Regions from separate parts of the Homo sapiens genome. Here region 1 is linked to region 2. The links are chromatin contacts, found by Hi-C in ENCODE. All regions are on one chromosome and are shown on one strand. Each heading gives the region's core, a stretch centred on a gene start or an enhancer-like site at or near the end of the contact. The rest is flanking DNA. Distances are from core to core; before and after follow the strand shown. Region 1 holds the start of MCRS1 (microspherule protein 1). Region 2 holds the start of PRKAG1 (protein kinase AMP-activated non-catalytic subunit gamma 1).

What was found. Hi-C counts contacts between places; a loop is a spot of excess contacts on that map. Pooled maps may share reads with other maps.
Region 1: a loop to region 2 is called in a pooled map, with 6 times the contacts of the local background. The contact joins the promoter of MCRS1 here to the promoter of PRKAG1 in region 2. A Hi-C loop is called at or near these places in 9 of 50 pooled maps.

The regions. Positions count from the first base shown.
Region 1 is chr12:49,564,230-49,570,670 of GRCh38, forward strand. MCRS1 (microspherule protein 1) reads right to left here and starts at 3,913. Exons shown (of 15, transcript NM_006337.5): 1 at 3,819-3,913; 2 at 2,493-2,612; 3 at 1,848-1,986; 4 at 1,300-1,438; 5 at 508-666; 6 at 252-361. The coding sequence starts at 2,502. RefSeq lists enhancers at 3,209-4,012, 4,363-4,412.
Region 2 is chr12:49,014,967-49,021,613 of GRCh38, forward strand. PRKAG1 (protein kinase AMP-activated non-catalytic subunit gamma 1) reads right to left here and starts at 3,810. Exons shown (of 12, transcript NM_002733.5): 1 at 3,766-3,810. The coding sequence starts at 3,774. KMT2D (lysine methyltransferase 2D) reads right to left here. Exons shown (of 55, transcript NM_003482.4): 55 at 4,012-6,647. DDN-AS1 (DDN and PRKAG1 antisense RNA 1) reads left to right here. Exons shown (of 2, transcript NR_147179.1): 2 at 3,270-4,274. RefSeq lists enhancers at 2,851-3,441, 4,014-4,213.

The DNA of each region.
Region 1 (6,441 bases), core at 2,663-5,162, 550 kb after region 2:
ACACAGTGCACTCCGGGCACTCATTTTAGTTTTCTCTCCCATGCTATTCCCTCTGCCTGCAGACTCCCTTGCCTGGAGGCAGGAAGAAACTTCTCTTTGAAGCCTCTCAGGCCTCAGTATCACCCCCAAGGAGCCTCCAGGAGTCCTGCCTCCCAGACCCCTCCTGGGGCCCTGGTACAATTCCCTCTGCTCCAGGACCCAAATTCTGGTGTCCCAGTACCTCCCCACTGCTGGAACCAGCTCCCACTCACTTGGAGATGACAGGATCGTAGAGCAGGGCGTACCAACGCTCCTGGACCTCCCGAAGGGTGAAGCGGCAGCTGAATTTCACGCCCAGGTGGACGGAGGTCAGGTCGTTGGTCTGCAAGGCCCCAGAAGGATTTGCTCCAGCCTTGGAGCTGGGAACAACCCTTCTTTGCCACCCACAGGGCCCTGTTGGGCTAATTTTGGGGTGCGAACTGGAGGTTGGGGGAAAGGGGCACACTGAGCCTATGGTGGGGGCACTACCTGCAACACAGCATTTATGAGCAGGAGGTCATCTGCAGGCTTCCAGCGGCCCAGATCCTTGGTCACCTGAAGTGGCTGTTTACTCTTCTTCACACGCTTGGTGAGTCCAGGGGCTGGGGCTGGGCTGGGTGGCACAGGAGTGCTGGGGGCTTTGGATACCTGGGCAGAGGACAGGAACAAACCAAGCTCAAAGCCAGCATCCAGTCAGCTGGCGCTTCATGACTAGAGTTTCACATACTCTGTGGCAGCGGCAGCCCCAGCCCCAGCCTCAGCACCAACTCCAGCCCACAACAGGAAGCACAGGAAAGGAGCTCAGCTTTCTAATACCCACCCCCATCCCACCAAGTTACTTCTATATAGTCCTTGACCATACGGGGTCTTCTCTTTGCTGGCAGTATCCCCGACCCCAGAGTGAAAGTTGGGTGGGGAGGATACCGGGAAATCACTCTTGCTGGTGCAGTGTCTAGGGCCACAGCAATGCCACCTGGGGGTTATTTTTACACTCTGCAATGCTGGGAACAGGCTGTCTGCTCCCAGAATAGATGCATGCTCCATGCCTCCCACACGGAATGTGATACAGGATGCAATGGCAGGGTTGGGGGTGGGGGCTGCAGCAAGAAATGGGGAGTAGGGAGAGGTGTGTTCCCAGGAGGGGGGCATCTGAGATGAGGGCTGGGGCAGCTTGGTCCTCTCACCAGCCTGCTCTGCAGGGCTCTTGGCAGCTGGCAAAGGTTCTGGGGAAACATGAAATCTGGCACTACCTCCCATCCCCTAAGTCTCCCAATTCCTCACCTTCTTCTTCTCACTGGAGGAGGGTTCACTCCCCGAACAGCGCCCTGGTTCCACCCCACTGGCCCCCTTTGCCCGGGTAGAAGATTTTGCCAGGCTGCTCTCCACCAGCTCATCATCGAACTTCTTCCTCTTGATGAACCTGTAAAGGGTCCTGCCCAGTGAACACTCCTTACCCCACCCTGGTACCCATTCACACACCCCCAGCCCCCAAAAGAGAGCAGGTGCCCAGTAGGGTGCTATCTGCTCCAGCCTGCTTTCACTTTACGCCACAGCCTGGTTGTGGCCATGGAACTGCTACACTCCAGCCCTCTGAGATGACAGGGTATCACACCACAAAGACTTCACGTCAGAGACCTAAGATCTCCCTCCCCTGCCCTCAGTCCCACAGGGAAGGATTTAGCAGGGACAGGAAAAGCACAAGGCTCTGCCAATACTAAGGCCCCAGAGGGGCTCAGGCAGCCATTCCCAACAGATGGGGAGGCATGTGGCACTTAACGCCACAGACCTTCTACCCTTTCCCAGTTCCTGGCCCTCCGAACCCTTACTACCTGGAGGAGCTTCTCCGTTTAGGGATGGTGCCCAAGGCCTGGGAGGAGGCTCGCTTCTGCCCTGCCAGTGACTCCTCATCCTCTGAGCGGCTGGCAGTGCCTGATGCCATCAGGGATGAATCTAGCAGCCCCTGAGAATCTAGCAAGAGAGAAATGGTGGATTCGGGCCTCCTAAGATCCTAGAGCCTCTGCAAATGGGACCCCTCCCCAGCCCCCTTCCCCTGCCAGCCCTCTTGGCCCCTCCCCTGCCTCCTTGACACTTGAGGTTTTAAGGTAGAGTTCCTTGGCCATCCAGATCCCATCTGGGCTCAGACCTGGCCCAGACCTTCCACGCTGGGCAGTTCCCCCGGTGCCACGTGTCATGTCGTGCAGCACATGGTGCTCAGGTCAGACTGGTGATGCCGACACGCTGGGCTCTGGGCATAACTGCTCCCTCTGCCATCAAAATGCAGCCGTGCTAAAGAGCAGCAGCTCAACAGCAAGTCAGTCAACTGTGGCTCTGCCGACAGGTACATGGGTGGTGCTGGCCCAGGGGGAGGTGGCAAGGCCTAGCCAGGACCGAAAGACACACGTGCCAGGCACAGAGTGGAATCAGCAGATGCTTGGCGCCCGAGCATTTGGGGAGCTGTCCCGGCCTCATACTACCTTTGTCCATCCTCTTACAGTCCCAAAGCCACTGGTTCCAAACCACCGGGCTAGGAGGAACGGTCCCACAGGCTCATCCAAGGATTCTGACCAGGTGAGCTTAAAGGCTGAGAGGAGATTCTGCAAAGGAGAAATGAGGCTCCCTGAGGCTCAGATTTCCAACTGGCCAGCCTCACTTCCTTATACTGGCTCAGGTCCCCCAGGGTCCCATAAGCTAGGGAAGACATAAGGACAGGAAAGAGGCATAAGGCCCCACTCTGCCAATAATAGCCTTAGACATCAGTCTTGTGAAGGTCACTGGCACCTTTCAGAGTATGATAACAGCTATGGACTGCAGAAAAGGGTGCAAACACATACTATTTTAGAGGGTTCATAGACCCTTTAATTCTACTGGTATCTCCTAGGTTAAGCGCCTTGACTATAAACTAGCAAGAGACAAGGGATTCTTTGGCCCACATTTTTCTTTACTTCAGCTGTCCACTCAGCTCAGCAGCACCAGCCTTCCCCTCCCAGGCCAAAGCAGGAAAAAAGAAAGGGAGACAAAACTCCAACCAGTCCATCTCGTTTTTTTTTTGTTTTTCTTTTCCATTTGGGGTTTTTACTGAAGATTTAGTAAGTGGTATTTCCATGAGATACCATCTCGTGGAAACCAAAAACCACTGTTTGGGAACTGCGTGATTATCAACCACGCTGTGCCCCAACAACCCCTAGAGAACCCAGGTACTGGACTTTCTCGGGGCGCTCCTCTCGTGAGTCCCCACTTCTAACCAGGGTGGCTCTTAGCTCAGTGTTCTAGCCCTGTCCCCAGGTGAGCCTGTCGCTCTCCGCTCCATAGGCTACGACTAAGAATCTTGACATCTGAGGAGAGGGCGAAGGGGCCCGAGCTTGCCGGCAAACTGAGGTAGGGTCTGTGCCCCTTCCTTACCGGACCCTCCGCCCCTCGTTCTCCCAAGAGTGCACACCCAAGGTAGGGGATCGGTCCAGGTCTGTCTCAAGAACTCGGGGTAGGAGCATTGATGAAGTCACCTCTGCAACTCAAAGCAGAGCACCAAGTAGCCTTGGTTTGAGACCCACAGGCTGGTGGCTGGGGAGGTGGGGGTAAACTCGCAAGCCCATTCTCACCCCACGGTCTCCATGCCTTTGCGCATGCGTAACACTTCGAGCCAGATTCTAACCCGGTCCGGCCCACGCATGCGCAGCTTTTCGGGGCGCCACTGGGGCGGGGCCCCAAACTTGGGGGGTGGTCGTCCCCGGCGGCACTCTGCAAAACTCCATTTCATCCCCAACTCCTCTGAGAACCCTCAGAGGCGAACCGCGAGGTCTCACCATTCCTAGACTGCCAGATCCAACAATTTCTCCGCGGCGACGGTAGCAGCCGCAGGGCCAAAGCCGGCTTCCGTGAGGTACGTCTACTTCCGGTTAACGAACCAGGGGGCTGGCAATCTCTTCCGGTTCGTCTTGGCAACGTGTGTGAAGGGGGCGTGGCCATGGTACGGAAAGTGTAAATATTTTACCAATAGCGGAAAGTAAAGGCTTTCCTAGTTGGGACAGCATATAGGGAAACGTTAAGGATTATAGGCACCGGAGAGGTAACCCGGCTTGAGGGGTTGGTTAAAGGGAAAGGCGAGACTTAGGGCGAGACCGAGCGGGGCTAATTGAGGCGACCCGGGGAGGGGCGGGACCGCGGACTGGATTTCGACTTCCAAATTCCCACGAGGTATAGGAGTCTGAGGGTTGCACAGGACCTTATGCATTGTTTGACTCCTCCAGAGCCTTTAGAGAAACTTCTATCAGGCCCGCCTGCTAGGCACTAGTCGGGGAGATAATGTAGCCAGGGAGATGTGGCGGACAGAAAGGGCAGAGAGGCTCTCTGAGGAGCGGATGGAGGATCGTGGGCCGCTTTACTGAGAAGGAAGAGACCCTGCGAGAAGGAGTAGTGTCGACTTGGTCCCGTCAGCCGGACCCCACCTGGACGGCTGGGGCCACTTGTGGTCGCCGGGAGGTAAGAGAGAAAACCAATGGAAGCACCTTCAGAGGAGAGTGCCTTGGAAGGAATCTTGGGGTGGGAGAACGAACCTGTCGGAAAAATTGGGAATTTGGGGCTGTGAGAGATGTTCCGGAAAACTAGAAAGACTGTTGTCTAAAAGAGGAATTCTGTTTTATGCTTCCTTTGCGAGGTACTAAAGTCTAGCAGCTATAGAGAGACATACTTCAGCTCAGAATAAGAAAGATTCAGTTCCAAAGCTGTCCATCAGAGGTGTCAAGAACACATAACATGGACATTGCTAGGGAATTCAAGTGTCAAATGAGAGACTGGCCCTTTTGGCCCTGACGGTATACTATGGCCCTCTGCTTCGAGAGTACCAACCTCATTTACTGTTCTGTGGACTTGTTTAATGAGTATGTACTTATTTTAACTCCCATGAAAGAGTGTGTGTTTTATTTTTTAACAGGCACTTGATTAAATATATTATGTAAACTTGTGAAAATATCAGAAAACCAATGAAATTTTTTTTTTTTGAGACAGAGTCCCGCTCCATAGCCCAGGCTGGAGTGCAGTGGCACAATCTCGGCTCACTGCAACCTCCGGCCCCCGGGTCTCGGTTCAGGCAATTCTCCTGCCTCAGCCTCCCGAGTAGCTAGGATTACAGGCACGTGCCACCATGCCCAGCTAAGTTTTTTTTTTTTTTTTTTTGTAGAGACAGGTTTTCACCATGTTGGCCAGGCTGGTCTTGAACTCCTGATCTCATGATCAGGCTGCCTCGGCCTCCCAAAGTGCTGGGATTACAGGCATGAGCCACAGCACCCGGCCTGAAATAATTTTTATAAAAAGTGATTACACAGAACATTAATAATATTAATGTTATTAAATATATATGAATTCATGATAACTATTAAAAACATACAAAGGAAAAGACAGTTGAAGGAAATGCACCAGAATGTTAACACATGTCCAAGTGGTAGTAGTAGTAATTCTTCTCTCTAATTATTTTCCAGTTTTTTAATACATGGTTTTTAAATTTTGTTTTATTTTTTTTGAGACAGAGCCTTCCTCTGTCACCCAGGCTGGAGTGCAGTGGAGCGATCTCGGCTCCTGCAACCTACACCTCCCGGGTTCAAGCGATTCTCATGCCTCAGCCTCCTGAGTAGCTGGGATTGCAGGTGTGCGCCACCATGCCTGGATAATTTTTGTGTTTTTAGTAGAGATGGGGTTTCACTATGTTGACCAGGATGGTCTCAAACTCCTGACCTCAAATGATTCACGCACCTCAGCCTCCCAAAGTGCTGGGATTACAGGTGTGAGCCACTGCGCCCGGCCATATTTTACAATGAAAAAAAAAATAGGTTCTACACAACTTCTTTTTATTGATTGATTGATTTTGAGGCAGAGTCTCGCTCTGTCACCCAGGCTGGAGTACAGTGGCACAATCTCGGCTCACTGCAACCTCCACCTCCTGGGTTCAAGTGATTGTCCTGCCTCAGCCTCACAAGTAGCTGAAATTACAGGTGCCTGCCACCTGCCTGGCTTATTTTTGTATTTTTAGTAGAGACGGGGTTTCGCCATGTTGGCCAGGCTCGTCTCGAACTCCTGGCCTCAAATAATCCACCCGCCTCAGCCTCCCAAAGTGCTGGATTACAGGCGTAAGCCACTGCACTGAGCCACAACTTCCTGAGTGAAAGAGGAGAAAGGAAAACTCTTGGCTTCCAGCTGCCTGAGGTAATTCCTTCCCCCAAGGTGTCACGAGGGAAAGGTGGTGGTCACCATCATCTCCTGTTTGGTACCTGGAAACTCAAACTTCCCCTCTGGTCCTCAATCCTCCCTACTATTGGATAAAAAGAAACCTAGGCACCCTTGTGGTATGGATGCAGGGATTTCTAAAGGGCAGCTTCCTGCTCAAGATTGTGTTTTCTGTTTACACAGCGTGGTGGACTATACTAGCTATAGTTA
Region 2 (6,647 bases), core at 2,560-5,059:
ATGACATTAAAAACTTCAACCTGGGAGGTTGGCTGACAAACTTCCTAAACCAGGGAAGTTTAAGACAGCCCTAAACTTTTCTCCCTTAATGGGCTAGGGGAGAGTGCAGGGAGTAAGGGGGATAATCTCCCTCTTCCCACTGGACTGCATAAGACTGTCAGCTTGGCCTGCCATTTTGGCAAGACTATCAGAACAACAGCCTCATCACTTATAAGTGGGAGAGAGGGCTGTGATAAAGATAGACACATGATATATCAGAGTCTCACAAAGATCTACACAAAGGCACAAAAACAGCTACTTCTGTAGAATTTACCCATCATATGATATATACTGTACTGTGCTACAGTTATTTTGTTCATTATCTATCCAAACAGATTATAAATTCCTGGAAACCTAGAACTATCTTATACTTTGTATCTCCCATACCACCAAGCACAGGGTTTTGCATATAATTCACAGTTGTTTTGTTTTTTAATTCTCAAAGAATGATGCACACTGATATGAACAGATATGCCCAAGACTAAGTTACAGAGGGAGGAAAGAAACATAGAGCTAACTAGAGATACAGATACCAACATAAGAGAGTCAAACACAACTGCATATGTGACTTTTTTTTTGGGCGGGTGGGCAGAGTCTCGCTGTGTCTCCCAGGCTGGAGTGCAGTGATGCGATCTTGGCTCACTGTAATCTCCGCCTCCGGGGTTCAAGCGATTCTCCTGCCTCAGCCTCCCAAGTAGCTGGGACTACAGATGCCTGCCACCACGCCCAGCTAAGTTTTTTTTTGTATTTTTAGTAGAGACGGGGTTTCACTATGTTGGCCAGGCTGGTCTTAAACTCCTGACCTCGTGATCCACCCGCCTCGGCCTCCCAAAGTGCTGGGATTACAGGTATGCGCCACCGAGCCTGGCCGTGACTTTTAACTTTCTGCCTGTTTCACCATATCAGAGGGGGGATTATGTAATTACATCTACTCCTTTCTACCTTTTTTTTTTTTTTTGAGACAGGGTGTCACTCTGTCATTCAGGCTGGAGTGCAGCGGCATGATCACAGATCACTGCATCTTCAACTTCCCCAGCTTCTCCGACTTCTGCCTCCCGGGCTGCTGGGACTACAGGAACATACCACCAGGCCCAGCTACTTTTTGTATTTTTTTGTAGAGATGGGGTCTCGCTATGTTGACCAGGCTAGTCTTGAGCTCCTGGGCTCAAGCGATCCGGCCACCTTGGCCTCCCAAAATTCTGGGATTACAGGCAAGAGCCACTGCTCCTGGCCTCCTTTCTACTTTTAATAACATAAGGGACCTGAGAAAGTACCACTGTACCACGCAAGTACAAAATATTACAGAGACACAGTCTACATCTGACAAATAGACTCGCAATTTCTTCCAAACTTCTGATCTACATTTCCAATTATTTGTTTGACAACCATAGATGTCACAGAGACTCCTCAAATGCTTGAATACGAAACAAAACATTTGTCCCTCCAATCCTATTATTCTCGCTGTGGTTCCCATCTTGTTTTTTTGTTTTGCACAGCTGTCTTCTTAACACTTATCAGCTAAGCTGGTATGTTAGAAATGTCTCAGATCCATCTCTCTCATTGCCAATATCACAGCCTTAATTTAGGCTTTTACCTCTCACCTCTGCAACGTTGTTTAAACTGGGGTCCTTGGCCCAAATCTATCTGTTCTTCAATTTATCTTTCATGCTTTCACCAAGTTTGTTCACCAAAGCATCTCAGATTTGGAAGGGACTTTCATCCCCATTAACAAGAAACTTTACTTTTCGAAGTAGCTCAGTCCATGTACAGAAAGCTGCTATGAACATTCCTAAAGGACATTCACTGACTTGCTCATAAATCTTCCATGGGTCCCCTATTACAAAACAAAGTTCAAATTTAGCATGGTGTGTAATACCTTCAACCTGATCTTAGCCTGCTTTTCCAGTCTTTTCTCCCACTGTGACCAAAATCCAAAGCCAGCAACATCATGCCGCTGGCTCACCCCCAGTTCTCTACATACCCCAATTTCAGTGCCCTTGCTCACACTGTTCTCTCAATTTGCAGTGCCCTCTCCTAGGTCCAAAGTAATTTTTCTCTCAGCTATTCTGTCACAGTCCTCTGTTTTCATATTGATGACAGCATTTATTATAGTCTACCTTTAAATAACAGCTGTTGCTGGCTTGCCCTCACCATCACTCCAGTTAGGCTGAACATTTTCAAAGCAGGAGTTTTCTTTCTTTTCTTTTTTTTTGGAGACAGGATCTCACTGTGTCACTCAGACTGGAGTGCAGTGGCATGATCTCAGCTCACTCCAGCCTCCACCTCTTTGGATCAAGCGATCCTCCCACCTGAGCCTCCCGAGTAGCTGGGACTACAGGCACACACCACCACCACCACGCCTGGGTAATTTTTGTATTTTTGTTTCTGTCGAGACAGGCTTTCATCATGTTGCCCAGGCTGATGCTGAACTCCTGAGCTCAAGCAATCCACTTGCCTTGGCCTCCCAAAGTACTGGCATTACAGGCGTGAGCCACCACACCTGGCTGAGTTTTCTTTTTCCTCTTTTTAACTTCTACCCCAGAGCCTAATCCAGTACATAAAGTGTAAAGGCTAAATTAGAAAATCTATATAAAAATGCTTTGTAAACCATAATACATTTACAAGTAAGTAGAATATGACATGTCATTTTAAATTTAATGGAATTAGACTCCTTATTTTTGTTTAAGATTATCCTGATTAGTCAGAATTGGCTCCCTTGCCTGGGAGACCAACTGCGAATCATTTTAGTACTTTGGTCGGTTTTCTTTTTGAAAACCTGAAAGAAACAACCTCTCTGTGAGCAGAGAAACGGTGTGGCAAAGAATTACTCTGGGCATGTAATCCAAAGCAAAGTGAACCTGCAGTCCTTTCGTAACTACAGTAGCAGATGATAAAAACCAAGATGGAAAGAGTTACTCTGCCTGAAAGAAGACACATGGTTAAAAACTGTGGAGAGGGAAGTGTATGGGAGGGGTTACAGAGCGCTAGAAAAAGACTCCTGAGAGTGAGGGTGGGTGCAAACATGTAGCAGGCAACCCGCAGCATCTGTGGGAGGGTGACAGGGCCCTGCCACAATTGGTCAATGCCTGCTCGCCAAGAATGAGCTATGCCAAAACCCCTGCTTAGAGTCGCAGAGCGGGCCATGACCTAAAATTGTCCAGGGACACATCGGCCTCTAACACTGCAAGATTTCCTCTTTCAAGCAAACCTCAATTCTCGGTCTTATTAAGGGAATGTGACTTCACTGGACGCAGTATAAAGATCTTCAGATGTCCTCCTGCCGGGGATTGCAGGGATCACAGAAAGACCATCGAGGTCCAGGAGCTACCTGCAAGCGGAGATCCCTCTGGACGCCCCGTGCCTCACCCAGCAAAGCCGGCTCACAACCCTGCGCTCTCAAACCTCTAAAAGGGCTTGAGGTGCCAATAGGAAAGGAGGCCCGAGATTGCCACGGCATACGTGGGCCCCAAGGAGGGAGCCAGGAGTCACTGCCTGCTTGGGCTAAGGGTACCGCGTACGGAAAGGCGGCGGGGACGCGGCCCAGTTCCAGGAGATGCGCCCAACGAAGAAGCGGAGGAACAGGGTCACGGGATAGGGCAGACACCCGGCTGCTTTTTGTTTGCTAGACACCAGCGCCAGCCCCTGCCCGGCCCTCCCGGTCTCCTAAGGGTTGGGGGGGTGTCTTAGGCTCCACAGCGCCCCCGACCGCCCTCCTGCACTCCTCACCGTCTCCATTGCAAGAGGCGCCCGGCTTGGTTTCCTCGCTTTAGGAAACTCTCTTGGGGCAGGCCCCGCCCCACATCCGGTGCGGCGACGCCACTTCCGCCCACGTCATGGCAGTCGCCAGACTGGGGCGGAAGGCAAGGAACCCACCCTTCCGGCGGTGGCGGGCCTCGGTAACCGCCCTCCCCCGGGTCCTCGCGGACCGCACGGATCCGGCTGACGGCGAGGGTCATGGGACGGAGCCGCTTGTATTTAAAATGTTCTTTTTTTATTTGTCGTTTAAAAACAAACTTGGAAGAAGCAAAATCCAAAACTTGCCCTTTGCCTCTCGCAACATAAATATGTACAGTTCAGAATGATCGCTGATACAAAACATGCCAAGGACAGGGGCGCTGAGGGTGGAGGGAGAGAGGGCGCTTTAAAAAAGGGAACCATTTCATCCGTTGTTACGAAGGACCAACCTTGCTGTACAGGATACACACAACACAAAATAAAGTCTTCACGGGATTCACACTTGTCAGCGATTTATTTTTTAAAAAGGGGGAGGGTCCTGGAGGTGAGGGGAGAAGACTGTAAAGGGGAAAACTGAAAACTGAGTATGTGCGAGTGTAAACCAACCCAAAATACAAACACGGGGGCGGGGGGTGGGGTGGGGGATTCTGATGCAATTATACAGGCAGGGTACTTAAAAAAAAAACCAACCAAAATTCCAACCTTGTAGCTTGGGTCTGAGTTATAGTTTATATAAAAATTAAAAACTGTATAAGGTTTCTTCACTAAATTCTACAGGACTATCGGATACCTAGCATATGCTTACAAAGTCTGCCCCATCCCCTTTTCCCAATCCCAGGGCCCAAGCCCCAAACACAGCCTGACTCACGGGAGCCAATCTCCCCCTCCCTGTAGCCTAGACCTTCTGCTCTCGGAAAAGGAACATCCAAGGGCTGTGGCTTTGAGGGCAGCAGCCCAGTCTTCCTACTGTCTGATTTAATTACAGCGGTTCCTGTGGGAGTGGGGGCTGTTATTCTCTTAAACATTTGCAGCTTGAAACAGTTGAGGAAGCAGCTTTAAAAAAAAAAAATCTCCCTACCCCCAACAATCCACAACCCCCCAAATTCAAAACAAAACAAAAACAAACCTAAAATCACAACAGCGACCAAGCTCCCCCTCCAGCAGGCCCGCCCGTCCACCACCACCAAGCCCACCCCTACACTCCAGACATCTGATTCTTGAAAATATTAATTACAAAATGCCCTTTGCCCACAGCCCCTAGAAGAGAACTGCATATAAGCTTCATCTTCATCCCCACGGTTCCCTACCAGAGAGGGGTTTGGGGCCTCACCCACCCCTTACCTACTCCCACCCCCAGGAAGAGGTTCAACTGCAGCACAAGCTTGGGCAGAAAGGGGAAGGAAAGGGAGGCAAGGAACCCATCACCCTCTGGCTCCCCCTGGGGTCAGCTCTCTTTTGTGCGTTATAACATAGTCCAACTATACAACAGGGGGTGGGAATTGCCCAGCCTCTATACCCCCATCTTACAGCAGTCACAGCCAGGGGGTGGGGAGTGGGGTGGGGGGTGAGGAAAAGGGCGGTAGGTCGGGTAATGGAGGGGGCCCCCCCACAAGGGGAGCTCCATGTGTCCGCCCCACACCCCCCTACCATTTATAAACTGGTTTTGTAAAAAGAAAATAGATATATTTATATAGAATATATAAAGCACAAAAATTAGTAGTTTTACATTTGCTCTCCCCGGGGGGTGGGGGGAGAGGGGAGGGTTCTCACCTCCAGCCGGCTCCCCCATGCCCCACAAGACTATGTACAATCCCATGTATAAATAGATAAATACCCCCCACCCTCCCCGCGCTGACACTAAGCTCCCCCACCCCCACATCACCACCCCTTCCCACCAGACCAGCAGCAGTTTGGTGACTGAGGGAAAGTGGGAGCTCCGGGCCACACCCTGCCTCACTAGGTATGGGCATGCCACTCAGGGATAGCCCTCACCCTACCCCCCACCCAACCCGTCCAGGGGCTGGAGGGCAAACAGGCTCATGATGAGGTTGGGAAAACAGGAGGGAGATATCCTGGTCCTAGGTTTAGCTCCCTCCTGCCCCCATGTCCAGATGGAGAAGGAAGTCCTAGAGCAACTAGGGGCCAGTCATCCCCAATCTTCATCATCATTTGCCTCAACCACCATCCCATGCCCATAATTAAAAACAAAGATGGATTTTTTGTTGTTGTTTTTCTTCCTCCTCCTACCCCCCTTCCACCCACTCAGAAGAGGGCAGTGAGGTGGGGGAGAGGGTTGGGGCAGTAGGGGGCTTGGAGAGGGTCTCACATTTCAAAACAGCAAAAAATCCAACACTTAAATGAGGTAGGTGTGGGTGCGGGGTCTCCTTGCCCGGCTTGCCCAGCTTGCCCTCCTAGGCAGCTGGGCGCCTCTTTCCCGTTCATGTTGCATTTGTCAGAGTGGAAAACAAGGAAACACAACCCATAGAGAGACAGAAACACAGAGGAAAAGAGGGAAACAGAGACAGATCAAGAGGGAGGGGGATGGGGGTGAGGGTGGGGGCAGGACCCGGCAGGCAGGGCCAGGTGTGGGACCCGGCCTTTGGGATTGTCAAGCTTAGTCAAGTCTCTTTGCAGCCGTGAGTTGGGCCGGAGAGGTCAGTGGGAGCAGCAGGGCTGTGAGGCCCGGCCACACATCCTCTTCCCCCACCCTGCTGCCTCCCAGATGCTTCTGGGTAGTTCCCGGCCCATATCCCCCTCAAACCTGAGATGCCCAATGGCTGCTTCTGTCTGGCCCCTCCTGGAGCTGGGGGCAGAGATGCCAGCCTGAGGGCCGGTGGTGGGGAAGAGGATTGTCCCTGGTGCCCAGGGTGGGC